2 separate regions of the Homo sapiens genome follow, and region 1 is linked to region 2. Evidence: chromatin loops called from intact Hi-C (ENCODE). Cell type or tissue: K562. All regions are shown on one strand. Links, peaks and the distances in the headings refer to the core of each region. The heading gives the core; the rest is flanking DNA. Region 1 has its middle 220 kb from the start of VGLL3. Region 2 has its middle 57 kb from the start of MIR4795.

What was found. A loop is a pair of places that touch in the nucleus more often than their neighbours do. Peaks named below come from ENCODE experiments on the same cell type or tissue, not always from the same donor. Only the 100,000 strongest peaks of a DNase experiment are listed, where the experiment ranks them.
Region 1: it touches region 2 in a loop (15-fold over the local background); 86 of 110 quality-filtered maps call a loop at or near these places.

Annotation. Positions count from the first base shown.
Region 1 is chr3:86,764,170-86,781,118 of GRCh38, forward strand. No RefSeq gene overlaps it. Among named protein-coding and RNA genes, the nearest start is that of VGLL3, 220 kb to the right of the region's middle. In K562, for the core only: a CTCF peak has its summit at 10,122 (motif pointing right); no DNase peak of the experiment used is centred there.
Region 2 is chr3:87,160,945-87,177,893 of GRCh38, forward strand. No RefSeq gene overlaps it. Among named protein-coding and RNA genes, the nearest start is that of MIR4795, 57 kb to the right of the region's middle. In K562, for the core only: a CTCF peak has its summit at 7,120 (motif pointing left); no DNase peak of the experiment used is centred there.

The DNA.
Region 1 (16,949 bases), core at 7,244-12,243, 390 kb before region 2:
ATTACATCTTAGTAAACTCATGCAGAAAGGGTGTGAATTATACAACGTTAGGGTACATTTGCCACTAGATTAATGAACATTTATTCACAAAATTCTCAAAGAAGAAAAATGAGCAAATACTAATTACATTTCTCATTTAATATATTATCAATTTATATGTGTGAATAAGTTGTGTACTTAAAAGACCAGCAGGCAAATTTTTAATAAGAAATGATATTATGATCTTGTTTTAATGTTTAGTTACATATGGAAAAACACGGGAGTTTAAAATTCTTACATCAAATCCAAAAAGTTACCTTGCACAGGAACAACAGAGACTACATATATGAAAGTTTTGATGTTGTAACTCTACTGTAGCTTTAAAAAATTCTACTTTTGTGTTTTATTTGCAAATATCACCTTTATTATGCTTCTCGATGCCGAGGATATTTTCCATACCAATTGAATGTGAAACAATCCAAAGTTTCATTTTAAAGATAACTGTGAGCATTTTCTTCCACAAATTTTAAAAACAGCCCTAGGCAGAAAAATAACAGATATTTGGTATTCCAAGAGAGGGAGACTGAGAGAAGGTGGAAAGCTACCTATTGGGTACAATGTTCACTATTGAGGTGACCAGCACACTAAAAGCCCAAACTTCACCATTACACAATATATCTACGTAACAAACCTGCATACGTGCTCCCTGAATCTATAAAAACAACACAAAACCAACAACAAAAAAAAGCTCTAGCTCTTTTTTTACCTTTAGAAGTATTCATGTCCAATATTCTCAAATGAGTGGAAATATATTCTACATAAACTCTTTAGATCCCAATGATGTTGCAATCAAAGAAATACCTGATATTGTTAACAAAAGCCAATGAGGTCTTCAGAGGAAAAACAAAGGAGAGTTTTGTTTTTAAAACAAAAACAAAAAGCAATATTCAGATAGGGGAGACACCTTTGAAACAAATGTGAAGTAAGCTCCAGATAACAAAGAGCAGGCCTTGCTTAATGAATAGGGAAAGTCTCTGCCTCAGCCCTCAATGAGGTCCACATATGCATATGAAGAATTCCAACTTGTTCAGTCCTAATTGGTTGAATACAGTTAAGTTCTGGCTGGGTAGTTTCCAAGCTCAAACCAGAAGTCTTTTTTAGCTGCCCCTTTCAGGCCGCTGGTGGAAGGAGTTTTCCCACCAGAGCTTGAGCTCCAGTTACAGGAACCATCTTAACTCAGAGGTGCAAACAAGATGTTCCTCTGAAGCTGCCCTCTCTGGGAACAAAGTGGGTGTGACCACCCTTCTCTCATTCACCTTGGCCGATGGGTTAGTTTCATTTCACAATATACAGAAACAATTGACAGCAGACAAAGATACAATAAAAAGTGTTTTTGAGTACATTTCTGTTTTTTCAAGGGATGAGGAATCATTTAACTTCAAAATCGGGCCAGAAATTAACAAAATCAACAAGTTGATCTTAAAATCATTGAGATATGTTATTGATACTTACATTTGTTGCACTTTGATTTGCTACAGTATGGTTCTCATGATACCAAACGTATGATCTTGGTCTTGAAAATTATATGATTCACAAATGATCACCAGACACTTTTGAAATACAAGTATAGGTGGCAGTTGATGGGATTGTGATCAACTCTTTGTAACTCTACTAAGAGCTAACCATTTCAAAAAAAATCTCAACATATATGTTGGCAGCAGTTACTTCTGAAAAAAAAGGACAAAAAACTTTGCAAAACACCTGTAGGTGGTTTCTTAAAGTTTTTATGTTGAGAACTCACAATTTTCTCAGTTGCCTTCCCAAACACTAGAACTCTTTAACTCCTTTTTATGCTACACTAATATATTGAAGTTCAAAAATCTTTGAAAAAAAATTATTCCTAGGAGAGAATATTGTAGATGCAGTGCTGTGAATTGTGATAAGGTATCTTACCTGAGCAAATGATTTAATAGGCTTCACCTTAACTTTCATGTCTCAGCAAGAACTTCTAAGTAAATCTTACATGTTAAAATTTGTTTGGAGAAGAAAGAAACGGTGTTTGTGAATTTCAATTTGAATCAGAAGACATTTTGACATTATTCATGTGGAAAATATTTATGTGCATAAAACAAACAAATAAATTAAACATGTTGTTTTGGTAACCACTTCATTGTATTGTATGACAGTTGTGTGGTAACTGATGTATTATGTAGCAATTGTTTTTCCCAAACAGCTAAATATTTTCCATACACAATTTCTTTTTCCAAATGAAAAGTGCAGACAGCTCTAGAAAGTTTTGGAAATTAAAAAAAAATGTTTTTGACCTCCAGATCAAATAATTTTATTAACATTCAGTAACATGAACATTAAAAACACAGCCATCAGCATATTTTCTGCATTCTCCGCACTTATTTTATGTGACTAAGAAATTATGCACACATCCAAAATGGATGTAACCTTGTAACATATTATAAGCTTTGCTTAACACATAGATAACTGAGAAAAATACATTAATAATTCACCATATTCCCTAATGACAATATACGATCTTTTACTTTATTTGGGTGATGGATACCCTTAATTGTGTACTACAATAAAGAAAAATCATATATTTTCTTAAAGCATTAATGAAAAGGTCTTTATACTATCAGATCATCTTTGCCTTAAATGTAACAGGAATCAAGGAATATTCACTCACTAGCCTTCTAAATTTATCGATCAAATTTAGAATTGTGTGTTTAATAATAGTGTCTATTCAGAAAAACAGACTCATCTGCAATGGGTAGTAGATAAACAGACTTTTAACTCATTGAGTTACAGAGGTATATATATTGTCCTTCGAGTTATAGAACTGAAAAGCCAACAAAGACCTTCAGAAAGAAGGAAACAGAGGAGGAGGGATTATATTTCCTGAAACCAACTCTAAATGAGAAATTATATGAAGGTCTGTTTTATAGATAAAATTAAGCCTACAGATAAGTTTTCTAGTACTCACAGTGGTGTGTGTGTGTGTGTGTGTGTGTGTGTGTGTATGTATTCATTATATCTAAATTTTAAAATTAAATTAAAATTCTTTAAGAAAATTATGCATTAACCAATATGTCACTGCCATCACCATTTCCTATTGTCTTATGCACAGCACAATTCATACAATTATCATTTTTAGCAGCTCGTTTAGGTATTTCCATTTCTGGCCCATGCTCTACATAAACTATGCTATCTCTTATTTGAAATAGTGTTCTGTAAAAGCAATGGTCAAAAAAATATTGGTTTCTGATGTACAACTTTCTATTATCCCCATGATTATAGTTTATTTATATCTAGTCAAATCATTTCATTATAATTTTAATGATAACACCTTTAAATGTTTTTAATATACTTACTCATTTTTGTATATAACTTGTCAAGGAGTATAAGAGTAAACTTGCTATCTGAAGAGCTACAACCGAAGATAAAGAAAAATATAAAAACACAGTTTCTGGCTTGAATGTAAAAGGAGAACTATGTGAATAGATTAGTGTTTAAGCAATGAAATGAAGTCTTCACGATAGTTTATGTATTTGCCAATTTATGTATAAGCATTTTCTCCCCAAACACAAGTTTATTGCAAAAGCTGCCCTAATTTAATCTTATGTATGACTCAATTTAATCATCTTTTGACTGAAGCCAGAGGTTCTTTATACCATCTAGTGCTCACACCTAACAAATGGGGAACAACCATAAGACTGAATAATCAAGCTTACTTGAAGGCCAATCACTGTTGCCATTTCTATGCATTCCTTCATCTTTAATCACAGTCTTTTTGATTTAGACAACTTATTAGAGTTACTAGTCACAGGCAAGAGAAATCATTGTGAGTTCTATAAGCAGAAAGGCAATTTATGAAAAGGATACTGAATAGTTCCAAAATCACAGAAAGGGCTGGAGAACTGGTCTGAGGGTTCTCTAGCTTGAAACTGAACCCCAGGCCCATCCTGCAACAAGACAGCATCACAGCTATTGCTGCTAATCATCACTGAATGCTGAAGCTCTAAAAGCTAACCCCAGATACTAGATCTACCACCAACACTGTTGCCACAACTGTCCTGGGAATCTGAATTAGCCACGCCTGCTTCTGTCTCTACTGGGACTCAGTGGTAGCTCCCTTTCTTTCCCTCACTATCTCCTAATTCCAAATCTAGGCACATGCTTGCTGTGTTTGACAGAGCCCAGGTCAGGCATCTATGTTCTGCCCATAAGTGATGCTGGGAAAGGATATGCATGTCACTGACATCGTTCAGTTTGGAATTTCCCAAGCATAGGATAGTAGTTCAAATGGGATATCCAAAAAGACTGATACATGTCCACTACAATCACCTGCAAGTTTTCCCTAAAATTGGAGTCTGACTTCAGAGGCTGATAAAATTAATTTACTTATAAACAGACAGTCTCTACTGGAGACTCTGTTTATAAGTAAATTAGGAAGGAGAAAGAAGTTGGCTGAAATCTGAAAAGTTCTTTTTATCCAAGAATTTAGATTAAGTTTACTTCTTAGCTTCATTTAGAAATAAGCCAGTTTATACCTGATTTGACTAAGTGAATGCTATTGGCAAAGCCACAAGTTTGAAATTTCTATAATATGACACCCTGTATTTTATGATATGCCTGTAATTTAGCTTCTTTGAGAGTAGGAAGTTTACATTTCTGTAAAACATTTTTTGAATTATAATTAACAATAAAAATGGTCAGGTAAGCAAGATGTGAATATATTTGAGACTATAGATTATAAGCATTACTGTATCTCAGCTAAGCTTATATGGTATATATTTGTCTTACTAAGACTAGAAATCTTTTGTTTGGATGTTTGGAAGTCAGTTGCCCATGGGCATCCCTTGGACACCCAAAATGAGAGTTTAGCCAATTTGCTGTTCTGAGCTGAAGTACTTTACCAATGGCCCCTACTGTGAGTGGGATTGACTTAGATTGTAAAATCTACAGGCACAGCAAGAGTCAGGGGTAAATCACATCTTAGAAGAGAGTTTCTCCTGCTAGCTGCAAGCCAGTATGAGAAGAAAATAGAGAAGACATGAAGGCAGAAAGTAAACAACAACAATAAATCTCAAAAGCAGTAACTATACAATAGGACTTCTATGTGCTTTTAACATTTAAATTCTGTCTCATTGGAGAGGTTATTGAGATTTAATTACAATTTGAGGCTTCATTTGTTTAAGATTTGATTTGAACTGTTTTATAGAAACATATGTCTGCTATATTTTGATAATTTTTTACTATAAAACCTCATCACAATGTAATATTTAATATAAATAATAGACGTCTAAATAGTAATAACTGTAATTCTACCATTCATTAACTGAATGAATTGAATGTAGGTATTTTTACCTACTGAAAAAGAAAGCAACAATAATGTTAATTTTTCTCAAAATTTTCATTCATTTCTTTATTCATATTACTAAGACTCTGACACTGGTCCCTTCATTGAATTTGCAATTACATTATATATATATATATATATATATATATATATATATATATATATATATATATATATATGTAGACTGCACATTTTTTGGCAGTTATTTGGCACACCTAAGAATCCATGAATCTTTATAAAAACTGTCTCCCTTAGAGTTCCTTAGGCTAGTTTAGAAAGTACTGCTCCACATTATAAGTAGTTTTTCTTGCCTACTCTGCACCTGATAAGAATATTTACCCCTTTTAAATATCAGTAGCCAATTACAGCTATGTAGCGTTTATGAACTAGAAAGGAAGAAAACATATTCTGGGATGTGTTCATATGTGAGTTCTCTTAAATTTTAAGGGAAATTGTCAGGAGAGCATATTTATGATTTTCCATTGTAAATGTCAATGGTTAGAATCTTATTTTGCTATTAAGTAAATAATTTGGGAGCCAAAGGATTCAATTTGGGGAATTATACACATACATGATTAATGTTTTAAAGTAAAATTACAAATTTTATTGATGTATCAACATACGCCTATTTTTAAATAAGAAGAAAATGCAGGAAAAAGAAAAGGCGGCCCCTATTCCTACCACTCAAAGATGCCTAGGGTTAATTTGGTGTATATTCTAGTATCCTTGTATTGTTTCTTTAAAATATGTTAATATGCTATAAGTCATTATTTTTATTTAATGCTATATCACCTATATTATTCATGTTATTATAGATTCTTTGTCATAATAATAATAGCTACATAATATCTCATAAAACTACTCTACTAGAATTTACTTAAGCATTATGACAATTTAAAGTATATACAAGGTTTCTAATATTTCAAAGTAAAAAATGACACTGAAATTTTAGGCTTACAGCATTGTATACATTTTTGAGTTTTTCCTTTGGCGAGATTTAAAGGACTAGAAGTATACAATAAGAGGATGTAAAATATTAAGGCTTTGATACCTAGTTAACAATTGCTTCTCAGCATTTTAACTAAGTTTCTGAGGGCAATATAAAAATACATATCAATATCTACCATGTATCTTTGTTATTTAACTTAGGTATTAGAAATTTGTATTAAAAATAATTATAATGGATAGACTAAAATAATCAGAGCTGTTTATTGATTTTAATAGAGAATATTCAACAATAATGGTTGGTTACCAAAAGCTTATGAACAAAGCTCTATAGCATGAAATATTACACTCAATAAAATATTATTGAAGCAAAAAGTAATGATATAAAATTATTTTTGATAGTTTAGATTCCAAACTTAGTTATAAAACCATATATAAACACACATATGTTTTAAATATTTTGAAATATATATTATATATACACATAGGCCTGATAAGAATGTATTTTTCAGTATTACTTTTCTCTTGTTTTTGTACATGTATTTTTATGTCAAAAATATATTTTTTAATCAGAAAAAACAAATAAGTTTGTACCACGCTTCATTTGTAAGAGTCTTGCATGAGAATGACATTTTTTATACTAAGTACATACAATAAAAGAGGAATGCAAATTTGAAAATAAACTATGAAAAATACTTTTGGAAATAACTACCATGTTTTAGACACCTGGCAGTTATAATTTCAAATAAACATACGGCATATTGTATAGCATTAATTTCTATTTGTAATGACTACATTATACTATACCTTTTCAACATAAATTAAAATCTGTGAATAAAATACGTACTTCCATCAGGAGTGAGCCTAGCCTAGTGCCAAAAAGACTCTATGCTTGAAGTATACAGTGGAACACAGCAAATCCATCCTTTTTTTCTTCTCATTTTGACCTTATTAGTGAGTATAGTATTAGGATATTCATTGGAAAACAATTGCACAATATATACTAATTTCATAATTTTAATAATCTATCTGCATTTTAACTTTTATATTCTCATAAGCACCAGTTTCCACAAAAAATTTTAATAGATTATCTCCTATAAAAATAAGTCTTGCATCCATTCTTGTAGACAGTTTTATAAAAATTGTGCCTTTCTATCAGGCTGTCATATTGATGGCAATGGCAAGCAGTTTGAAGCAGCCACTGCCATCACGCCGGCTGCAGCAGGAAGGCATTGGTCAGGACAGCATGCTCCACAGAGCAGGCAGGAGCCCCATCCTCCCAGGCACAGCTGCAGCCACCCAAACCACAGCTGTGCATCCATGCATCCCTGCACTCTTGGGGTCTCAGGAAGACCCCTCCTGCCCTTGCAGGCTTGGAAGTACCTGCTCCCACTGTCTGGCTTCTCCCCACTGTCAGCATCCACTCCAGTCTTGGAGCAATGTGGGGCCAAGCCTGGGCACTGTTGCAGCCTGGCCAGGGATGCACACACTTGGGACAATGCTGAGACACAAGGCCCCTGCTGCCTCGAGCCCCTCTGGACTTCGGGCGCCAACAGGCATGTGAGGGAGGCCAAGGGAGACTAAGGACAGCCCTGTGCTGGCCTACAGATGCCCCTTTGCATGAGCAGCCTGGGCACCATAGATGGCAGCAGGAGACAGACAAGCTCCTGGGTGGAAGGGGGCAGTCCCCAGTGAGGCCTCACCTTCAGGCCAGGGAAGGCCTGAAGGCTGGCAGTCAGGCTGCCAGTCATGCAGACTGGAGTAAGTGCATGTGGTGCCTTTTCCGGGCCACCCATGGCCACCCATGGACCAATCAGCACACACTTCCTCTCATCTGAGGCCCATATAACCCCAGGGCTCAGACAGAGCAGAACAGACATCAGAACAACTAGCTGCAGAGAGGAACAGTCCACTCCAGGGCCTCCTCTCTGCTGAGAGCTGGGGAGACAGGACAACCTCCCTGCAGAGAGAAGCTTCCCACTCCAGGGCCTCCTCTCTGCTAGGAGCTGAACACTCATCTGGACACTGTGGCTGCATGGCTGTGGAAAGGAGCTGCCCCCCTGCAGGAGACTTAGCTGTTATATCACTCAATAAAGCTCCTATTCATCTTGCTCATAGTCCCACTTGTTTCCATATCTCATTCTTCATGGTGGTAGGAGAAGAACTCTGGATCTGTCAAATGGTGGGGCTAAAAGAGCTGTAACACAAACAGGGCTGAAACATGTCCCTTGCTCGACACACTGCTGCTGAAGAGTAAAGAAGAACTGAGGCCCTTCAGAAATCCCAGACCTGGAAGCTTCTGTAGCCAGGGCGGTGACTCTTTGGGGCTCTGCAGTTCCTGGCATCTCAAGCCAGCACCTGGAGCTGCCTGTCCCGCTGTGGTAGCTGTCACATCTGATTGTGCTCAGTGGCTAGACCCCACATTCATTCACACACCCTTTGCTGTTCCACACCTGAATCACGCTTGGCAAGTATGGGACCCAGGCTGGTAGTGTGAGCTGAGTGCAGATTGCCAGGACAAGCAGGTAAAACAAGCCCAGTAGGCCCGAGCTACTAGGGCAACTAGGGCAACAATGCCACCCACAGAGGTTTCCGACCAGAAAAATGACACCCCAATGATCCTGTAACAATATAACAGGGTTAGAAATTAATTATGAATGCTAATCTTATAGAATAGTCATTTCCCAGATTAAGAGTACAGAAACAGGTGCAAAGGTACATTGACCTTTCTCAAAGAAAAAAAATGATATTCATTCCTTTCTATTAATGTTAATTTTAAGACAAATAAGTCATATGTTTTCGTTCATTTTATAATAAATCACTTCCCTTTCTATAATATGTAATATTAATTGTGTCCAGGTACCAGGACATTTTAATCTTTGCATTAGTCAATTCTCACTATATGAAAAAGTTGCTTCTCTTAGCTACAGATAATTATAAAGACCCAGTAAGTTTTTCATATACACCAGCCTTCCCTCACAAAAGCACGTGCATCTCCCAGCAGGTGGATGAAGACAGGGGCAGCGGGAGGCTGATAACAAGCTCTTTTTACTAAGCAAATATTTCAAAGGAAAGATATTAACTTATCAATATTGTCCTTGAGTATAATGAGCATTTTAAATAACACACACCTGAACTTTTCATTTTGAGTGTTTTATTTTAGAAATGTATGGCTTTCTGTATTTATCATTTATTTTGAAACTACATGTATCTGCTCTCGCAAACCTCTCCTTCATTCAAGAAAATAGACTCTCTACCACACAGAAGAGCATGAATGTGCAACCAATAATTATTTTTGTTTGTCTAATTATCATTCTATCCAAATAACTTCAATATATTTTTCTGCTTTTATAGGTAATTAATTTCTAAAGTTAGTATTGACAACAAATACATCATATACATTTTAATTTATGTGACATAACTAAGTGAACCAGTGTACATACAAGTGCTTGAGAAATTCCTACATGATTACAAATACTTAAACAGTACATGATAGCTAGTTAGACTTTTAAAACTTCACATAACATTTGACAGTTCCTTTGGAACCTGATTTGGAAGATTATGCCTTACGGCAACAGCTCTATCCTGTTCGTTCTAACCTTGAAGTTTTACATTTTGTAAATAGCAAAGCAAGCCTTGGAAAACCTTGTAATTGACAAGGTAATATATGAATACCATACAATGCATACACTGCATTTCTGTTTCTGTTTACTCATAACTTCATATGTATTAAATGACTGAGTCTGTAATTCCAATATGTAAATTCCAATTCAATAAGTTTTGCACTAGCCTTTTAAAAAAGACAAACTGTCGAGTATACCACTAGGTGGCAGAGAAAGATCAGAAAATTTCCATTACATACTCATGTATTAAAATGTATTTATAGTGCACTTAAAAGTCTTTCTTGAATTACATTTTATATATAAAATTGTGTTCGGTCTCAGTATGCTTTTAGTTATTATGAAAACATGTTTTATAAAGATTTTTACCAAATACATTTTAACAGGAAATATTTTATTCTTTGTGATATATACATATATGAAATATATAATACATTTCCGATATGTAAACACTATGTGTGTACATGAGTGTGTATGCACTGGCAAATTTTATACCCTATATAGAATAATACTTTAGGAAAAAGCAAAATGTAAACTAATCCTATGACATCCTACATTCACATTTTCTTTTGTGATAAAGTCTTAATTTAAAATTTTTCTAGCTAAGAATAATTCAATATAACTTATATTCATAAACTCTAACATTTTACTTTTATATCATTACATATATGACTGTATTTAAATTACTATATTTTATAATCAATGTAATTTGCTACTCATAGGTGTCTTCTAAATTATCTTTATTCATATTCATATTATTTTTGTAGGGTTACTGATTAATCAAAAGTTTCAAACAGCTACTGATATTTGAAGGAATGCTTCTACTTTCTATAGTTGATGAATTTGGTAAAATAATAGCATATTTTCTCTGATAATTCTTCGTCTTTACTCTCGCAAAGAGAGACAGTTTTTTTTTTTTCTAACAAAAAAATATGTGAAAGCAGCAGACTGAGCTAGCAAATGTCAGGTCCGGTTTTGCTTCCACAGCGGATATACTCTGTGATCCTTAGTAAATCAACATACTGATGCCAATTAATAAGTGAAAAGAGTTTAGTGACCTAAAATTCTAATGAAGGAGAGGAGAATGACTTCATTAATATGTAATTGATTTTTTTTTTTTTAGTTGCCAGGTTTAGAGAAGCTCGAACGGAACTTTTTACAATTTTTTAATTTTTAATTTTTGTGGGTACATAGTAGGTGTATGGATAGAAATTTTTTACTCAGTTTTAGACTATTATAAGCTTACTTGTTTACTTTCAGGTTGAATTTTTACAGTGTTCCTACGTTCCATCCTACCTGATTGGTCTTTTCATTTCTTACTTTTCCTCCCCAAATTTATCACCTATTATTTATCTTCCTTCATTCCCTCTCCACCTCTCCTCATTTGTTGTTTGAATGAATGAGTTGGAAAATAGGGATAAGATCTCGAAGAATCAGAAAGTTATGATTTAGAATTACTTGGTGGGGCAAAGGGATACGGATTGTTCTGTTTTTCTGAACTCTTTGGGAATTTTTAAAAAAACATTGGCACATTGACTTAGCATAAATAAAGCAGACTGGACATAAGGAAGATTCTCATTGCTGAGTTGCTGGGCAGAAATTTGGAATTCATTTCTGTATTTTCTAAAACATGTTATTATTTGCTAAAATATCTACAATCCCAAGCAACAAAAACAGATAAATAAGTTTAACTCTTTAAGTCTTTAATTCTGTGACTGATATGCTCACTTCAGGTAGGTAAATTATTTTCATAGCTGTGCTTACAAAACACTAAAACCTGTTTGCAATTATGATAGCACACAGTATATAGGCAACATTTTGAAGTCTTATGAGATTTTACTTTCTCTGCTATACCTTTGATGTTACTAGTAATATATTTAAAAAATAAATATTTTCAAAGTATTTTTCTCATCGAAAGAGGGTAAACACTTTATGGACAGGGACAGTATCTGAAACATTTTAAATGTCTGGAGATTCTTATTATATAGGCATTGAATAAATATTTGTGGATTATTTGATTACCTTCTTATCACCTAACTTCAGAAAAATCAAAATGATAGATATTAACAGAAATTCATTAGCCACACCAAGACCACTGCAGGCACCTGGTTTGAGCCTTCAACATTTTCCAGAGATTCTGGACTTTCAGTAACTCCTACTATTTCTATTCAGGCTAGGAGTGACAAGTTGGATAAAAACCATCACCTATAGGTAATTTTAGTAGCCTCTAATTTCCAGGCTAAATTGGAATTCCCCTCCCCAGGCCCCAAAATTAAAAGCAAGATCCAGGTTACTCTTTGGCAGATTATGACTGAACACATCACTCTGCCTTGGGATTGTTTTCTGCCCAGTGGTAATCAATATAAGCACAGGATTCCCAAATATGTGCTAACTGCCATCTTCTTATTCAGAAGTGGAGTTCTATCGTCCAAAAGGTCCATTTCTCAGATTTGCTAGATTACTTAGCAATCCACCAATTATGAAGTATAACCACAATGATGATGACAACAATATCACCAACACAGACTGATTTCTTATAATATGCCAAACATTATCCTAAGAGCTTAAATCGATTTGATACCTTTTGCTAAACGTGGTAAGATAACAATGTCAAAAAGCTCAAGAACAAAAATTGTATTTACTATGTCACCTGTAGGCTAAAATTGCCTGCAGTTTTGCTGCACAAATCAATGGGGGAATATTTTTCAATCTATTAACCTTGACATATATATGATATATTTTTCCTAATATTTTGAATTTTTCCCTTGATTTTTTTTAGCTCACTCTTGTAATCGTCCTAGGAAACCCTTACCACATATCAATCTGCCAACAGCTGAATAGATTAGTTCCTTACTAGTTCTTAAAAATTTCTTACTAATTCTTTCATCTCAAAGGAAAAATGATATATACATACATATTATACACACACATAAAATCTAATTATTTTTCCCTTAAAAAATCTATCCAGAATGTTACTTTCATGAAAAAAAACCCACAACCCTCTATGACCACATTTTCCCTAGATATAATGGATGTTGACAGACTTAAAGAAAAGAGAAAAAACATCACCAACTAAAGACACTAGTTGATATTACTGTCCTACTAAACTTTAAATATGTGCCTGTTTTTTTGGATTCTTGAAGTTAACCCGAACTTAGCAACTACAAACTTACCATTTAAAAATATTTTTCAGTTGAGAAACACCCTACTCTCTTTTGCATTGATAAAACGATCACATTAGAAAAATATGTTTTTAGCATCAGTCATGTTCTATTTGAAGCATTTTATTTGCTGTTCTCTCTACATTCTACATCTGCTTATATTAATAGAATATGATACTATACACAGGGGTTTACTAAGACTCTAACCAATGTTGAGAAGAAAGAAAAGATTTTTTTTTCTACACATTCTATGTCATTCCATTAAAATATTTTCATACAACACAAACCATCGCAAGGCAATACACTGTTAGTGGCCCAGGATGTTCTCAGTGTCATGCATAATTGATGTTCAACAATTGGATTTTCATTTTACTTTCATATACAGCAGACATGATAAATATTATCCCTAAATATTTTGTCTTTTATTTCGCTATTATATTTTATACTTTTATTATCTTATATCTATCTCTTGTTTTTCAAGAAAAGTTTAAATCCCATTGAAAACTAAGCCATTTATAATGTTACAAAAAGAATATCATGTGCTTATTTAAAAAATAGAAGCTTTATAATAGATTAATTATCTAATTTTATTTTGAGAATCTAGCAAGTTAGGAGTCATGTAAACTCATAAAATACTCACAATCTGCTTTTAAGTCTTCTAAATGTTGGCGGGAATGTTAAGGAATTGCAGAATAAAGTCCTCATCCACATGGAGCTTAGAGCTTGCCTTAGTCTGTTTTGTGCTGCTATAATAGAATATCTAAGCCTGGTTAATTTATAAAGAAACTGTGTCATCTCATAATGGAAGGCAAAAGGATAAGAGTGGGTCAAAGAGAGAGAGAGGATAAGAGAGACAGAGGATAAGAGAGAGAGAAGAGAAAAGGAGACCAAACTTGCCTTTTTACGATGAACCCATCCCTGTGATAATACACACACTCCCAATGGCATTAACTTATTCATGAGGGCAAAGTCCTCATGGCTTAATCACTTCTCATTAGGCCCCACCACCCAATACTGTTGCATTGGAGATTAAGTTTCCAACACATGCTTTTTGAGGTACACACTCAAACCATAGCATTCCACGACTGCCCTAAAACGCATGTTCTTCTCATGAGCAAGATACATTTATTCCAATCCAGTAGCCCCAAAGTCTTAACTCATTCTGAACCAACTTAAAAGTCCAAAGTCCAGAGTCTCATCTAACTCAGATATCACTGGGAACCAAGGCACGATTAATCCTAAGGCAAGTTCCCTTCCAAATATGAGACTGTGAAATCAAAACAAGTTATCTCTCTCCAAAATACAAAGTAGAACAGACATAGGATAAATATTCCCATTCCCAAAGGTAGGAATAAGCAAAAGGAAAGAAGTAATATGACCCAAGTAAGTCCAAAACCAAACAGGACACACAACACTAAATCTTAAGACTCTAGAAAAATTGTTTACTCTATGTGCCACCCCTTGGTCACACTAGGGCTGGGGTTGGGCCCCCAAGGCCTCAGATAGCCTTACTCATATGGCGTTACTTGGCTTGACTCACATAGCAGCTCTCACAGGTTGGAATCTCATGCCTGCAGCTCTCCAAAGTTGTTGTTGCATGATGGCAGCTCAACAGTTCTGGAGTCTATGAAGTGGCATTGCTCCCATGGCTCCACTAAGCATTGCCCTGGTGGAGGCTCTCTGTGGCAGATTCAATTGCACATTTCTGCTGGACATTGTTCTACTAGGTACTCTCTGCAGTTTCTCCATCCTTATGGCAAGTCTATGCCTGAACCCCTAGGCTGTAGGCAACATCCTTTAAAATTTAGGTGGAAGAAGCCATACCCCCATAGCTCAGGAACTCTGTTGGCTTGCAGAGTTAGCACGGCATGAGTGTTGCCAAAGCTTACTACTTATACTCTGCTCGAGGCACAGATGGGACAGCAGGAGAGCACTGTGCCTGAATGCAAGGATCAGACACTCGAGGCAGCACGGGGCAGCAATGGCTGAGATCCTGAAAGTGCCTCTCTAGAAACCTGGCCCTCAAGGTCTTAGCTTGCCTCAAAGATCTCAGAAATGTGTTTTAGGATCCTATGGGTACTAATTTTTCGAGCAAACAGACTTTTGGCCAAACCCTTGATTTACTCTCTTAAAGATGCCTTTTCACTCTTTATGTGGCCAGGCTGTGAATTTTCCAAATCTTTCCACTCTGCTCTCTTGCTTACTATATATTCTATCTTTACGTCATTTCTCTCCTTTCATATCATACTATACGTAAGTAAAAGTAGCCATGCAGCTCCTTCAATATTTTGTTTAGAAAATTTCTTCCACCAGATGTCTTAATCTCTTTAAGCTCTGCCTTCCACAAAGCCCTGGGATATGGACACAATTCAGCCAACCTTATTGACAATTTATAACAAAGATGGCCTTTACTCCAGTTTCCAATGAGGTATTTTTTATTTTCTGCTGAGACCTCATCACAATGGCCTTTACTAACCATATTTCTACCAATATTCTGAATGCAACTCCTTAATCAATCTCCAAGATGTTCCATCTTTTCCCTATAGTTCTTTTCTTCTTCTCAGCCCTCACCAGAATTGCTCTTAATCCTCTGTTCACAGTAACACAGGGTTTTTGTAGCCTGCTCTTCCAAATTTTTCCAGCCTCCATTCATTACCAAGTTTCAAAACCACGTTCACATTTTCAGGTATTTGTTATAGCAAAATCCCACTTTTCCATTTCCAAATTTCTGTCTTCCTTAATTTTGTGCTGCTGAAACAGTACCTGAGACCAGATAATTTATAAAGAGCAGAAACTGATGGGCTTACAGTTTCATAGGCTGGGAAGTCCAAGACCAAGGGGCAGCATCTGGCAAGGGTCTTTTTGCTGCATCATCGGATAGAGGAAGGTGAAAGGGTGAGAGAGGGTGAGGCTGATTGAGGAACTTGTCCTTTTATCAGAAACCCATTTTCCCATGATTAGAAATCTTACTCCGAAGATAATGGCATGAATCCTTTCATGAGGCACAGAACTCTTGTGACCTAATTACCTTTCATTAGGCTTCACCCCCAACATTGTTGCACTGGGGAATGAGTTTTGAACATATGCTCTTTGGGGGGCAAAAGGAACCATAGCAGAGTTCAGTTGTCCATGAGTATACAATATCCTAGCTTAGAAAAGTAAATTTTGTCTTTATTTTCTGCCATATTCTCCTCAGTATTGAGAGTTTGTTTGGCTTCTGTCCAAGAAGGTTTTTCTACGTAATCAATGCAAAGTGTTTTCTGAAGAGGATTAGTATACATGCCTATAAGAACAGCTCCAAGACACACTGTTCAACCGTTTCTTTTCTTCCCCTTCAGAGAACATTTGAGGCAATATATGAAGGGTTGCCAGGCTCAAGCCCAGCATCTCTTAAATATCAGGCAATTTTGTCTGGTTGTTATTAGTTTATTATATTTACTGTTACTTAGTTGGATTGGCCATGAAAGATTAGCCTTCTAGAAACTTTCTAGTCCTTGTCATTCATTTGATATCTGTCATGAGGCAAAAAGAGAAACTTGCACATTTTTAAATATGAACATGGGTTAGGGCGTTGCTTTAGTCTTTTGCCACAAGGGCACTATTAGATATGAGGAAGAATAATGCTTTGTTGAAAGGAACTGTCCTATGCATTACAGAATATTAAGTATCCCTTCCCTCTAGGAAATAAGTGAAAATAGCTTCTTTCCTCCAGTGATTGTTACCATTAGAACATCTCAATTATTTTACTAAAGGCTTAAGTGTGGTAGAGACATTACATTACAAGCCCAGAGAACCACTGTTATACTTAGGATATTTCTTTTCGACTAAAATAAAAACGTGATTCTGTATAAATTATAAATTAGTATATTTATA
Region 2 (16,949 bases), core at 4,684-9,683:
CCTAAATTTACTATTATGGCATCGTGCTCTCCTTTACAACTTCTTCCCAGTGTACCCAGTGTACAGAGAAGTTCAGGTGAGATGCTGCCCTGAAACCTGCAGTATCTAGAGTGGACTTGTGTGCCCCCTGTGTTTACTCTCACCAAGGGGAGCTCTTATGCTGATTGGCCAGCGAATACAAGCTTTTAAAACATTCTACTGCCTAAACCTGTGTAGTGTAAGGCTGCCTCGGAGAAGCAAGGGGAGTCCATTGTCAGGAAGGAACAATTGTCAAGGAAACTATGTGTTTCAGTAATGCTCTGCCATGCTGGCTCCAGACCCTCTGAGTCATTAGTTATTTTTAACCCCTAATAATGAAGGCTTTTGGTTCCAGCCCCTGCCCCTTCCGAGGTGCAAGATGACCCCAGAAGGATTAAGTCTGAACCAACCCCCTTCTAGCCCCCCTACCCTACACACACACAGACACAGACACACACACACACACACACACACACACTTTCTTCTCTTCTGACAATGCTAGGGACAGACCACAAGTCCCTCATCCCTCAGTTCTCCTGAAGTATTTATATATCTGTGTTTGTGCTGTGAATGGAGAGGAGGAGAGGGGAGGAGGTAAGCTGGAGTGGTATTTTCCCTTCTAGCTCTGAGGATTCATCTTAAGGTTTGTCATACAAAGTGAATGGCCTCAGCATCCTCAGGACTCTGAATACCACGATTCCTGGCTGTTTTGCTAAGGCAAACAAAAGACCTTTTTACACATTCACCCTAGGGCAAGTTTGCCAGTCTAGATAGGCATAAATAATAAAGAACATAATGATCTGCTGAAAAGTGAAGGATCTGGCCTCATGCAGAGAGCAGTTTCTTTCCCTGAACAAGTGAAAATCAATTACTTTCTGATAGAACTTTCCTTTGATAAGATGCTCTCATCATAGAAGTCCCTATCTCAATACCATTTCACATTGTACGCAGGTAGATAAATCATTAATCAACCTTCTCAACGGCTCTTTCTTCTAAGTTGGATTTTGTCATTTTTGTGATGCAGAGAGAGTATTTTCAATAGCATGTTTAAAGCAGTAATACCACATTGCTAGTCCTGGAGATTTATGACTAAGGGAAAACAATACTCCAAGGACCTTCACCTACTATCCACCCCTCCTCCCTTTATCCTCCCTCTCTTCCATTATACTTCCTTTTCAAGTTGATAACCCTAAAGAACCACGTTATACAAGGCCATCTGCTGTTCAGATATTATTTAATTTTTAGATTTCTTCTAAAAGTTAAATGACAATCCTCTTATTTCCAGAGTAATTGGATTTAATGTACAATTAGAATAAAAATACCTATTACCCGTCAATGAATAAGAAGTTATAGTTTCTCTTTTCTTCAGCACTTTCTCTGCCCCAAAATGAAAAAAAAAAAAAGAAGAAAATGGCAAGGAAGATTTAATTTTACCTCAGCCTAGTCATTTTTCTGTGTTGCTTTTCTTTTAATTACTCTCATTTAATTTTTTTCAATTACCAGGATAGATATTAATTTGACATAGTTAAATTCTCATATCTTTGATAAAATGCACTATGCTTGAAAATTTTTGGTATGGCAGAACTTTCTGATTCAAGTTCATTAGTAGCAAGAAACTCTTACATGCCATAAGCACCACTTCTTTTAAAAACCGTGTTTGAATCTTGCTCAAGTTATTAAGCCCTATATTTCCATTCAGCAGATATAAAAAGAGTGCTAACGTGAAAGCATTGTTGAACTAGTTTCCAAGGCAAAGCAAATTTTACAACACACAGAGCTATTTCCATCTTTGACAAATGGAAATTTGTGTGACAAAGTATTGTTTTATACTTTTCTCAATCCATATCCATAAGAACTCACTACCTGTGGGAGTTAAAAGTCAAATTATATGACAAATGTGCTTGAGAGCTAGAGGTGCTTAGTGGCCCTGAGTGACACTGTTCTAGAATTGATAATGTCGATAAATAACATCTATATTAATAGAGGTCCTTGCCTCAGTTTTCTTATGCATAAAATAGAACTTGCTATATATTTTGAAAACAGGAATTAAATATTTAACATAATTCCTTCTTTCGATCTACATATATATGCATATAAAGCTTTAGGGCTATCTACATACATGTACACAGGTTTGCTTTTCTAATGTCATTGTATAATATTCAATCCTAAATGTATTTTATAGCATCCTCATACTCTATCAAAATCCATTTTAACTTCCCTAACCTGGACTATAAATCTCCTTTTCCTATATCCACAAGGCAATCTCAATTTTTAATGTTCTGCATGGTATTAAGTAAAAGTCAAATGGAAATTACAATATAATATGAAAGTTTAGAAATAAGTGATCAGTCAACCCCGTATCAAACCAGAAGGTCATTCATGTTTGTCTTATGTAGACTTCTGTGCTGTGCTCACCCTTTTCCCTTTGAAAGCTTCCTTTTTCTCTGCGGGTCTGTATCATTTTGTTGCCTCCTGGCTTCCTGGGACAAGAGAAGTCTCAAAAGTTTTGACCACTGTCCAATGAAGGACAGTAAAAGACTCTGAGACCTGCCTACTCTACATGTTCTCATTTTCCAGTATAAAGAAGAGAGATGAAAGAAATTGTAATAAGTTCGTTCCTAACAACTCATTTCAGTGGTTGTTGTTTTTTTTTTGCTTATTTTTACTTAATCATTATTTAATTTACAAGGGAAAATTTCAACTCCGTTTACGTGCTGCTATATTAGTCCGTTTTCATGCTGTTGATAAAGACAAACCTGAAACTGGGTAATTTATAAAGAAAAAGAGGTTTAATGTACTCACTCTTCCACATAGCTGGGTAAGCCTCACAATCACGGTGGAAGAGCAAGGGACGTCTTACATGGTGGCAGGAAAGAGAGAACATCTGCAGTGAAACTCCCTCTTATAAAACCATCAGATCTCGTGAGGCTTATTCACTGTCATAAGAAAAGCACGGGAAAGACCCACCCTCATGATTCAATTACTTCCCACTGGGTCCCTCCCGCAACATGTGGGGATTGTGGGAGCTACAATTCAAGATGAGATTTGGGTGGGGACACAGCCAAACCATACCACATGCATTTATTTTATGAAAACAGTGTTCTATAAAAATTTTTTAAACACTCAAGAATTTTATTTTAATTATCTTCATGGTACATTTTAAGTGGCAAAAATTCATAGAGGTAGAAGTGGAAGAGATGATGTATCTATTTACCTTGGCACTATTATGTATATTTTATGTATATATATTCTAACCACAATGTATATGTCTTAAATTTCAATTACTATAAAGTCAAAAATATGCAATTCTCACCATGTATTGTTAATCAAAAGATAATCCACAATAAGCCTAAACTGATAAGGAGAAAGCTAAGCTCACTATAACCTAACACATTCACAGACACACACAAACACATTTTGTAAAAAATTAAAGACCCTAGCCAGCTAAAGGTCAAGATGACTAATAAAACAAACTGTGCTTCCAGAAAATGGTAGTTCCGAAGATCGATAAGTATTTGTAGCAGGAGCTTTGTAAAGTAGTTTGGTAATCCTATTTCGAAGACTGGTAATTATCCTCCTCAATTCAACATATCTCCCTTAATTGTCCTTAACAGTAAGTATGTTGCCCTTAGGATACAAACAAATGAAATTCTATGGAGTTACTCTTTACTGGCCTACATGAATCAAATAAAGACTTCGATTTTTGGAGTTGAGGACAGTATTTTGAAAGCCGCAGATCTTAAGTCTTCACATTGGTCCATTCTGCTTCTGCCAATCTTCCTAAACTTAGTTTGCTTTATGGAAATGTTCTGGCTCCTTCCCCAAATCAAACTTACCAATTCTATGACTTATTTTTTTAATACCCTACTCTTTTATAGAAAAAAATAAATTCTTCTGAGAATACTAACTAACACTACTGGTATATCACATTACCCTTCCCAAGAGATAAACGTATGAGACACAAGTAACATTTATGACGACATTATTTTTTGGAGAAGACTTCAGTGTTATAATCAAAAGTATACATAGAATGGTAGGATTTTTACAAATAATAATAGGATAGTAAAAAGATATTTTGTGTGAAACGATCTATTTTTCCTCCTTAAATTATTTTATATAGACTGCAAATTATTTTATACTTATTTTTTGACTTGGCCACAGCATCCGTACAATAATAGATAATAGATGTCTGATGTTTTTGTAAAAATAACTTAATACAGATATACTTTTTGGAGAAGGATGCTTGCACCTAACTTATTTAGCAATTATTTCTTAGGTTTCAATTTAATATTAGTATCTTCCCTCTTGATCAAAAGCAACTAAATTTAAAGTGGAAATACCTTCATTTTATTCTAGGAAGAACATATGGACCAAAATTTTTTGAGATTTAATCTCAGCTCTTTTACTTGCTGACTTCATGACAAGATTCTTGACCTTAACCTTTCCAATGTTCTGTTTCAATAGGAAAAATCCATATAACTTTTAGGGTTGCTGTAAAAATTAGAATGAGTTCTTTTATGTGAATACATTTAAAAATCATGAAGATCATGAAAGTTATTATTTTTATTATTATAACCAAGGTTTTAATATTATGCCTATTGTATCATTAATCAGTTTTCTTGTTGTTGTTTCTGTGATATTTTTTATTTAGAAAAAAATTGACCTTCCCTAGCTAAATTCCTTTTTTTCCTGTAACTTTTTAAAATTAAACTTTTAATTCTGGGATAATCATAGAATTATATATCCTGTTCAGTGAAATGTCTGTTTATTGATTTTGGCTTTTTCTAATTGGATTGCTTTTACTGCTGAATTTTGAAAGTTCTTGTGTTTCACATACCAGTTTGTTTTTTTTTTTTTCAGTCTGGTGCTTCTCTTTTCATCCTTTTAAAGTGTCTTTCGTAGAGAAAATGTTTTAAATTTTGATGAGGTTCAATGTACCAATCTTTTTTTACAGTTTATGTTTGGGTATTAAATCTAAGATGACTCTGCCTAGCTATAGATCCCAGTAATTTTCATCTATTTTTTTTCTAGTGTTTTATACTTTTCAATTTTACATTTAGGCCCATGGCTAATTTTGATTTCATTTTTGGTAAAAGGTGTGATTTTTAGGTTGAGATTCATTTCCTTGCCTATGGATGTCCAATTTCTCCAGTATAATTTGTTGAGAAGTCTATCCTTACTTCATTGGATTCTTTTGCACCTTTGGTGCAAGTCAGTTTGGCATATTTTTGTCTGTCTTTTTCAGTGTTCTCTATTCTTTTTATGTATCTATGTGTCTATCCTTCTGTTAGTACCACACAGTCTGGCAATAAGCCTTATGTATTAGGTAGATTAATTTCTCCCACTTTATTCTTCTTTTTAAAGATGATTTTAGCTAATCTAGACCCTGTGCCTTTTCCATGTAAATTTTACAAAGAATTTGTCTAAATGTATACAAAACTGCTGAGATTGTTACAGGAATTCTATTAAATGTATAAATCTATTTGGGAATAATAGACATCTTTATTATGTTGAGCTGTCCAATCCATGAACATAGTATGTCTCTTTGATTTGTTACCATAAAAAATTTTTTTTTACTTTCCTTGGAGTAATTATAAATGACACTGTATTTTAATTTTAGCTTCCTCATAGTAATTGTAGAACAGAGAAATGTGTGTTGACTTTTTATTCTGCAACTTTGTGGAACTCACTTGTTAGTTCTAGGAGCATTTTTTATAGTTCCTTTGGAATTTTCAATGTAGACAAACATGGCATCTGTAAATAAAGACAATTTTATTTCTTCTGTTCTAATCTGTGTATTTTTTATTCCTTTTTCTTGCTTTATTGCCATGATTAGATGTTCCAGTACTAAGTTGAGAGAGAGGTGAAAATGAACAGCCTTATCTTATTCACAATTTCAGAAGAAAACATTCAGTCTTTCTGTTAATCTATACTTAGATATCCATGGAGAATAAATATAAGAGTTTCTGTGTTATTTTCATTTCTGAATTAAGTATCTAAAAGCAAGACTGAGCCCCAAAACAGACAAGTGCATAAAGTCATGGAAAATGTAGAAAACAAAAACTGCATAACACAAAGCCCTAGCCAGGAGTTAGGGAGGGTATCAAGGAGAGAAGGTATCAAGACAGGTAAATTATAAATATTTACTGGTTTGCTTAAAGGAGAGAATGAAAATGAATCTAAATGTATTAATGATATTCTGAGTTTAAATTTGAGGCTAGCAGGCAAATTATGATGCTCTTAAATGTGGTAGTTAAATGTTAAATAGAAAACTGTTTTATATGTATGTAATTCTGGAATTCTGTATATATGTATAATTTATTTCAACCCTCTATAATTTTAAAAATTTGCTATTTTTAACTTAAAACACCCTATCTATATGTATATATACAGCATTCTACAGTTACAAACATTTGTATTTACACATGCCCCATTTTATAGAACAGTGAGGATTAAAAAATATTTTCTATATCTCTTATGTGAAACTCCACAAAAAGATATTCAAATATAGTCCTGCCAAATTTTACATAAAAGATGTGGTGAAATGAGTATGAGAATGCTTCAGTAAAGATACATCAAATCAAAATTTACTAATAAAAATAACACATATTCTCAGACACACTATAGAGGGAAACACATTAGATATCCTTGAAGTTTACAGCTGATTAGATCTGAAAATTTGATCTTGATGGAGATTGGTGAAATGATTTACTCTGGCTCATTTGCAAATGTATGTAATTTTCAGAAATGTAAGTTATCCTTTTTGCTTTAAAGAAATGTATTTTTAGTGTAGTCAGAATATCCCGATGCATAAAGTAAAAAATTATGCATATGCGAAATGAGACAGTCTCGGTCTCCTAGTTTTCCATTTGAATTAGACAAATAGGGATCTAGTAGGTAACATGTCTCCTGAAAATATGGTTACATTTTATAAGAGTGATTAAGTGGTCCAGTGCTCAAAGAATGAGATAACATTTTGAAATCAGCTAAGAATTCAAAGAACCCAGAAAACGTTGATGAGTGCTTTTCGAAAAACCTTATGAATAGGTTAGTTTCAATTTTCTGATTTCTACACGGAAAAAAAGAGACTGCTACTGCCATCTGTTGGTCAAATAAAACATCGTCAGCTCTGGTCAACTGATTGCCTTGCTGTTAGGCAAAACCTTTGAAAGCAGGCAAAACCTTTGAAAGCGTGCAAAGGAGTTGTAGTAACCCCAGTTTAGCTATCTCTGGATAAACCAGATTCTGTTAGAATATCAACTAAATATCAAACAAAAGGCTACTGTTAAAATAAACTTTCTGCCCAGTGCATTGTTCTTTCCTAGTGTTTTCTGTTTAAGAAAGGGAGGATGTTCACATCTTGACACGAAGGGATCTGCAAAAACAATGTAGCTCAGAACTGAAGTATCTGTGGGTCATTATGTTTTCATGTGTGTGTATTTGTATGCATATGCTGTGTGGGGTGTGTGTGTGTGGATGCAGGCGTGGGTGCGAGAGAGCAAGAGAGACAGACAAAGGGACAGGGAGGCACACAGGGACCGAGACAGGGAGGCAGAGAAAGAGATAAGTGGAAGAAAGGGATGGAGGATAAGAACATATGTAGTAGATATTCTACCTATAAGGCACAAGCAGTTTGAAAACACCCTTTCCATCATTCTAATGAGAGCATTATCTTCAGAAAATGACCATTAGCCAGGAGGCCAGAATTGTTCCTTGTTACTCAAGGTGTAGACCCCAGCAAACTGTATCAGCAGCACCTGGCTGCTTGTTAAGAATGCAGAACATCAGAGTCAATTCTAAAGTCAGAATCTAATTTAGAAATAGGTTTTTTTTTCAGATTCTTAATCTGCATTTTTAAGCAGAACATCATAGTCAACCCCAAAGTCGGAATCTAATTTAGAAATTGATTTTTCAGATTCCTAATCTGCATTTTTAAAAGATCTTCAGATGCACTTAATATAAGCACACATATATATATATATATATATATATTCACTTATGCTTAAGAAGATGTTCTAGTTTGATTTCATCAATGCATTGAAACAGATTGTTTGGCATAATTGTCTATTACATTCATTGATTCAAAAATGCACATTTTAAATTTATATGTAACATTTTTGAAAGTGTGATGTGTACTATAATCTATAGTGTCAGATAATTTATTTAGTAATAGTGGTTTTTATTTTACTTTAGTGGCATATAGCATAATGATGTGTCTTCAATTAAAGAAATGTTGAAATATAGTAAGCATCATTTTGTTAAACAGAGAAGTAATCCCGTGAGATGAAACATAGAACAGATAATAAAGAATAGCTAATATTTGCTGATTACTTATTATATTCTAGATGCTATGATAAGTGCATGCATTGTTATATTGAATCATGCGAGGCATTCTAATAAGCCACATTTTATAGACAGAAACTAGGGCCAGTTAAATAAACTTTCCATGTCACTGTATGAATTGTAAATATTAGATTCATATTTTTCATCATAAACTATTATTTTGGAAAGATGCTTAGTGAGTGCTTACCTTATCTTGCTGTGTTATTAAGGGCCAGCCTCCTAAGATATTAGAAAACACATGTGTCTTGAAAGTGTGGGGAAAAGCCATAGGAATTCTCTAGGAATATCTGTATTTGATAAAAAATTTTTTACACATCTATTCTTTTGTTAATGTTACACAAAGAAATGAGTGCTTTCTAAAGTAATACCATCCAGATTTTACCTCCTATCTTTCAGGCAAGTGCCATGGTATACAACTTTCATAAACTACATTGCTCAATGACAGCATCAATACCTCCAATTTGGGCATCCTCCAGGGAAATGGTCATAATCGTAATCACTATCAGTTGAGTACTCACTGTATCTCAGGTACTGTGATAAGCCCTTTGCATACGACAACATCCACATTATTATGTTCATTTTGCTATTATTATTTTAGCAGAGACGAAATCTCACTATGTTGCCCAGGCTGGTCTTGAACTCCTGGCCTCAAGCAATCCTTCCACCTTGGCCTACCAAAGTGCTGGGATTATAGGCATGAGCCATCAATTCCAGTCTATCATGTCAATTTTGAAGATGAGTGAAGAGATCTTAGAAGACTTGAGCTCTCAATGTTGTACAACCAGTAAATGGTGGAGCTGAAGCTTCCTAATTTGAATTCACATGGATGACTAGTAGGAGAGGTGAAGAAGCATTTATTAATAAAGTTGCTGCAAAGATAACAAAGCTGACAAAAAAGGTGCCTGATTTGCATGAGACAGTCTGATTTATGGTTTTTCTTCCAGGTTGTTAATGAGGGCCCCTTGCACTATCAACATTGTCCTGGCTTGAACAATAAAACATAGTTCATCTCCATGTAGTAAGCTAACCAGGATAATTCATAAACAATCAGAATTGGGCTTCATTCTTAGTGAGTTAGGGTATTTAGAAGTAGTGGGTTCCATTCAAGTTACTTTGTGTGCACCTCAAATAACTGGCTGCTGGATACTTAAATCAGAAGGATAAATAGAGAAGTATTTGCATGGCTTGGTCCAAATCATGTATACAAATGTGATTTCTAAGGAATAACAGCACCCTAAAGCTAGATCATCAGGGCAAGGACTTGCTTTGCTGACACCAGTTTAGAAATAAGCATATTTATTACACTATATAAATATTACTAATAAGAATGTTGATAATAACTCCCCATTAAAGGTTGCACTCACTGCGTGAAAGCCTACGCCTGCTGATACATTGCCCACAGGTTAAGTCAAGTTGATATAAATACTGTAGTGTGCCAACAGAGAAGAATAACACAAACACAAGTTCCAAACAATTATGGAAAAAAGCCATGTCGTATTGCACTAAGTATTTTAAAGGCTTTTTTACTGTAATAAAAACATACCATAGACATATATTGTTTTACAATATATATATTTTTTCACAATTGTAAAACTTATGTCATTCATCATTTTAATTGGTATGAGAGCATGACTGAGATCTGAGTAGAACAAATTGTCTCAGGTATGCTTAGAAGATCGGTTCAGCTTAAATTAAAAGGTGTTTTCATGCTGGGCAGATGCAGAGATCTCTTTGTTTTGATCAATTTATCTCTGCAACTCTAGAAACACCTCACATATTGTCATAATATTTCTCACTGTTATTTGAATGCATAGTGAAATAATATAGTTATCAAGTGACACTTTCAATGTGTTCATTTGTGAAATAATACTTTCAAAACACAAAAATAGTGTAATACCAACACAATATAAGTGACCAAAAAACAGAAGGATGAATAGGAATGGCAAACCAAAAGGAACTTCTTTATCTCCAAAAGGAAGTCTAAATTTTCTGATATTTTTCTTGTGGAATTTTAATTCTAAAATTGCAATAAAGAATCTTAGATTTAATGCCTCTAAATTTATTTTGGCAAAGTTTTTGCGTAGTCAAACTTCTATCAATATGAATAATTTAAAAGGCTTTATCTTCTCTCCTCAGTAGCATAAATTTTGCTATACTTCTTAAAAAGTTCTCTCTCACACATTGATAACATAACCATCATCTTCATATCTACTTTTTGGGGGGTTGAAAAATAAAAAAGGAATCTTAGACCAGTAGGAAATACAAGGGAAAAATCTAAATGATTTTCTGAAAGTTTTAGACTGTATAGTATAAAAACTGGGTTACTCCATCCCTAAGATGAATTCTTAGTCATGACTTTCATAGTTAATTTCTTACTCTTTCTACTTTTAACATGTAACTTCTTTTCTTTTTATGATTGTATTAATTAATAGGACTATTCGCCTGTTGATTTGTCCGTATTCCTATTGAATTTCTACAAACAGCTTTGTATTTCATGTGGTATTAATATATTTTTCCTGTTTGTATAAACACAGAAATTAGGAATAGTGAGAAAATTTCACACAGCCACACATAAAGCAAATAATTACAGCATACTTCACTCTGATATCATAATAACAGCTACTGTTTATTTGGGCCTATCATGTACCATACACTTTATAAATTATCTCAACAAAGCTGCAAATTATTATCATCATTGTACAAATTAAAAAATTAGGATTCAGAGAATTGGAATGATATGCTGAAAGCCACAGTGTGATGTTTGTATTTGAACTCTTATCTGTGTGGTGCAAAACTTGAACTTTTCTCACTATACTATTTTGTGGTAATTATCTAATCTATAACATTATCTATCTATCTAATCTAATGCCAACATTCTCTGTGCTGTTTCAGGCCCTAGGAAAGATAACGTGCTCAGACTAGTCACCACCAAAGAAAAAAAAAGCGGTATTTCTTTAAGGCAGAAGAGATCTAAACATGAGGACTAAATTAGGAAGATGGATTAGGGGGATAACAGTGGAGATACTATACATACTCCAATTACTTACAAACTATGTAGGGAAATGTAATTTTGCTTTAGAGATGTTACATATATTCTTTGAACTTTAATGAAAAAATCATTTATTCCTTTAGCGCAAAATAACCCTCCTAAATACTAATTGATATATTTATTGTTAATCTGTTAGGAAACCATACTTAATTGACGCCTATGCTCACCCCCCAGTTTATTCCATTTTATTCTTAGTTTTTCTTTTGAAAAGATACTCTTTACAGTAACTTAAACAATACCAACACAAACATTTTAAAGTCTTTCTACATGGAGATATTTGTTTCTTTACTGCTCCTTTTTCTATTTACGCGTCTTCTCCAAACATTTTTAAAAATCTATTGATTTTTTATAGTATAGAAATGAAAATGAGAGTTCAAGTAATTATCTTCAATATACAAATTTCTTCTACAAAGAAGTGTGGGGGAAAGAATAGAAACTGGTTTTCCATGAGTTAACTGAGTTGACTTCTTGTATCAATTAAGAGCATCGTATAATTGCTCATCTTTCATACTCTTGCCCTGTAGCTATAATGAAAAGAGAGAAAAAAGTAATTACTCATGCTTTGCCTTATTCTGAATTGGGCAAAATTCAATAGTTTTTCAATTCTACATATGGTAGAAATTCTGTTTATTTTAGTCCTGAGACCCTGAGATATTTTTCTAGCACATGGTGGACAGAGACCCCTATTTCTGCATTTAGATCATATGTTTATTTATGTCTTAGTAATTTTAAAAATACCAGAACAAATGGCAAGCCAATCCATAATGTCTTCTGCATAACTGTGTGGGAGTCAAACCACAAATATTATCTGTATTTATTTTAGGCTCTCCCACCCTTTGGCTGTCTTCGTAGGACTGTTTACCAGGACGACACTCCTGGGCAGCAGTGGCGCCACATCCATTTGGCATAGCTGTCTACATGGGATCTTTCCTTCTGTTGTCTTTCTTTGGCACTAACTAGTGAATGAAGTCATGCAAAAATGTCTGTCTAGTCATTGAGATGCCTAGGTCTGTGATGATGGAGACTGTTAATCTGGTAGTATTTCCTACTGGTTTTGAATTATCTTCTCTATATACAGGCTAGTGGTTGGCCTGAAAAATGTGTATCAAGCTTCACATACCTAGGAGTGATGTGTACAGGATAGGAGCACAGTACATGAAGTAATGACCCATAGTGGAGATAGGTCACCCTCTCCAGCTGGTTGGCAAACTCTCATTGAGCTTTCCAAATAGCCCTTAATTTGAGTTTTATCTAGACATACTTTCTTGGAATTATGGACTATACACAATGGTTTCGTATACACTCCTGTTACTTTTCAGATATTGATAACCTACTTGTATCACAGCACAACTCTTCAATTTGTCTACAGACTGGAGAACGAGAAAAAGATTTAGATGTTTTCAAGGGAGTAGCTGCCAGTTAATCATAAATACTTATTATAAGCACTCACTATGTGATATGGTTTGGCTAGGTATCCCCACTCAAATCTCATCTCTAATTGTAATCCCCATGTGTCAGAGGAGTGACTAGGTGGGAGGAGATTGGATCATGGGGGCGGTTCCCCCATGCTGTTCTTATGATAGTGAGTGAGTTCTCATGACAGCTGATGGTTTTCAAGTATGGCACTTCCTCATTCTGGCACACTCCTCCTCCCGCCTTGTGAAGAAGGTGCCTGCTTCCCCTTCTCCCTCTGCCATGATTGTAAGTTTCCTGAGGCCTCCTAGCCATGCTTCCTGTGAAGCCTACAGAACTGTGAAGTCAATTGAAACTCTTTCCTTTATAATTACCCAGTCTCAGTATTCCTTAGAGCAGTGTGAGAACAGACTACTACACTGTGTGCCCAGAGTACTTAAAAGAACAGAGAGAGGGAGAGATTATTTATAATGCAAGAGTGGTGTCAAGAAAAGGTTAGACTGGTTAAAAGTATTAAAAAAATTCAGAGGACATAGGAACTACTTAGGCTTCATAGTAAGGCAACATTTGGCGTAGAAGGCAGATCTGACAAGTCATCAAAAGCTGACCATGAGTCCCACAGATGAAGTTAAAGGATCATTAACATCATCAACAAACATTTACTGGATATCTGTAATAGGCATAGTGCAAAGTGATTGTACAAAATGGGGGGTAGCAAAATGATATAAAACATAATCCTATTACTCAAGATGAACAATCTAATCAATAGCACACATCAGTACAAAAATAAATAGCAATTCATGACAACAAGTTGTAACGCTAAATACATGATTCTTGACAATAAATATTACATAGTAGAATGGGATTAGGTGGTCAGTAAAGAATGTATGAATTAGGTGAATTTTTCAAGCCTTAAAGTCATGAGGATTAGATGAAGTGTGGTGGCAGCAGAAACAGTGAAGTAATGAGGCCATTGTTAGAATTAAGGAAGGTTGAAGAAAATATTAGTTTAGTGGGAAATAATGTTGATTTCAGTTTAAGGCCTGCTAATTTTGAGTTAACAGTGGAGCAGAAGAGAAGTTTAGCATACAGGTGGACATATAGGACTGGCATCCCCAAGGGTGTCTACATGTACACTATAGTCCTAGCAACCTCTACATGTCTTCAGCTTAATCATGGAGCAAAGCCATTTGATTCAGGTCCTCATCTTGAATCATAATGGAAGTTAAGACTGAAAGTGTAAAAAGAAGTCAGAGTTATCATAAAATTGAAACAATAATAGATCTTTTAATTTAAAAACTGACAAGTTGAACTTTAAATCCATTTTTTTCTTCCCACATATTCAAAAAGACTTCAAGTCCATTTTAAGTCAATTTGAGTGACAAAAATGCAACCTCAAGGATGGAACTGAGTCCTTCTGCCGGTCTTTTATTTCCTAGAGAGTCTCAGATACAAGAATGTTGTTCCTTTGTTAGGTGGAGAGTAGCAGCAGAAACATGTGTGTGTGTGTGTGTGTGTGTGTGTGTGTGTGTGTGTGTGTGTATGTATATATGTTCTTGCTTTGCAAGAATGAAGCTGCCTCAAATTCTATTTCTCTCCTCCCACTTACTGATTTCCAAAACCCCAGGTGTGTGGAAAGGGGAGGTAAGGACATAAATAGTAGGGGTTCCTTTAATATCTAATGTCTGTGTTCAGAGGAATATAAAAAATTTAATATGATATTTGGCAAAAGATGAACATAAAGCCAATAAGAGAAGAGATCAATAAACAATATGGTCAAATCCATTCCACAGAATACTTTTATTGCACCATATTGAATTAATAGAAATGCCTTTGGTACAAATGCAAAATTATTTATGAAACAATAGAAAATCTGCTTTTAAGTAGGAAAAAAAATCACTGCACATGATTTCAGTGGAAAAAAGAACCAGATGTTACACATACTTTAAAAAAACACAATCCCATATGCAGCTCCCCATGAAATATTCAGCACACACAAGTTTAGGGCTTACTGGCTTGATTTCTTTCCTCCCTCTCACCTTCATGCTAATCTTCCACATGTCAGCATTTTTTTTTTGGAATCAGGGTGTGTTACTAAAGTCAAATATAGACAGCCAATTGAGGATCGGTTCCAGTTGAATTTTTTGTAGAATGCCCAGCAATGTCCTCAGCCGTAAAAAAAGGAAGAGGGTGCAGTCACTGCATATCAAGAATGCAAGCTTGCAGGCAGCACTGTACCATTTTCTATCTGTATAACCAGAAGTGGGTTGACCTCTGCTAATAAAGTTAGTAATTGAGCAATATATGAGTAAGGAAAAGGGTTATTTAAATACTCCAAATTCCTGTATTGAAAATGAAAAGTTAGACATAAGCTTACCAGTTAAATTCCCACCACCAAGAGTGACCTATATTTAATTTGATTCTGGTATTGTAACTGGAACTAAGTTTGTACGTTAAATTAAAAAAAAACACACTGAATAAAAAGCAGCTGACTATTCCAATCACATATTTATCCACTTTGTTTTCTTTTCAATTGGCACCAGAAGTCCCAGGAACTCATATGTGCACTATTTTTACTAGCTTTGCTTTTCTAATGTTGCACTTAGACTTTTGACACTCTTTTCTGTCTGTTTTTTTTTGCCCATCACACAATTAGATCTGGAATATTCTGAAATCCATAGCCATTATTAAGAAATACCTGGATACTCCATCACCCATTCAAAAATGCAAACCTTTTGTTTTTATATATGAATTTACTTCTAAATTTAACAATATCAGGGCTATCTACCCTGAGTTAGACTTTACTTTGATTGTTTAATCATAATCAACAAAAATCATTTATAATTAAATAGAAAAATCAGGAGATTTTAGTTTCCCTTTGTTTTCTATTAAACATAGAGACAGGCATGTCCCACACAGATTTCAGATTTGTCCATGAGAGTAAGAGCCAGTCACTCTCTAAAGAGCCTCAAGATCCAAGATCCTGTGGGTTCCAAGTGCACTACAGGCTGGCAGCAGTGGGTTTTCCCCTAGACCTATAGGTTAAGCTCCTGTGAGAAGACTGGATGGCTGGGATGAGGGAAGAGATGTTCTAACCACTACTACCATTTCACTAAGAGTAAAAATATATCAATCACAACCTCCTTTTTCTTTTATTAGAACACAGATAGACAAGCTTTTCCAAACATTTTATAAAGCACCGACAACATTCTTTCCTTCAATCAAAGTACATAAATCACTTACTTAGGTATTTTGGATTTATTAATGAACAAAGATAGCAAGACTCTTGACCTCCATAGAGTACTTATATTAAAAATGATGTAGATTTAGTGTTGCCCAGGCTGAAGTGCAGTGGCGTGATCTTGGCTCACGACAACCTCCGCCTCCTGGGTTCAAGCGATTCTCCTGCCCCAGCCCCCTGAGTAACTGGGACTACAGGGGTGTGCCACCACTCTCGGCTAATTTTTTTGTGTTTTTAGTACAGACAGGATTTCATCATGTTAGCCAGGATGGTCTCGATCTTCTGACCTCAAGATACGCCCGCCTCGGCCTCCCAAAGTGCTGGGATTACAGGCGTGAGCCACCATGCCTCGCCTCAGCTGCTTTTTATTCAGTGTGTTTCACGGAATAGTTTTGGAACTATTTGGAACTATTTGCTTCTTACTCAGTGTGTTTCCACAAGCTTTACCACTGGGTGCTGTGGCTCACACCCGTAATCCTAGTACTTTGGGAGGCCAAGGCAGGAGGATCACTTGAGCCCAGTAGTTGAGACTAGCCTGGGCAAGAAAGCAAATATATACAAAAGAAAGAAACAGAATTTAAGGCAGCTTCATATATAAACAGGTCTAACTACAGAAATAGCATATGGATGTATATGCAATCAAAGCATGCCAATTAATATATATTATTCATGTACATTCATATATAATTTAAATATACGCATACATGCAGCTATGTTCACAGAGTATGTGTGGTTTCTGTATAGACTATCTTAGAAGACAAACAGAAGTCATCTTATTTGAGAACAAGAGTCATGAGCTTGTCAATTTAGTCTACCTTTCATAATAAGAAAGGCTCTTATGACACATGTAGGGGATTTTCCTGAAGCTCTCTCATAATTCTTATA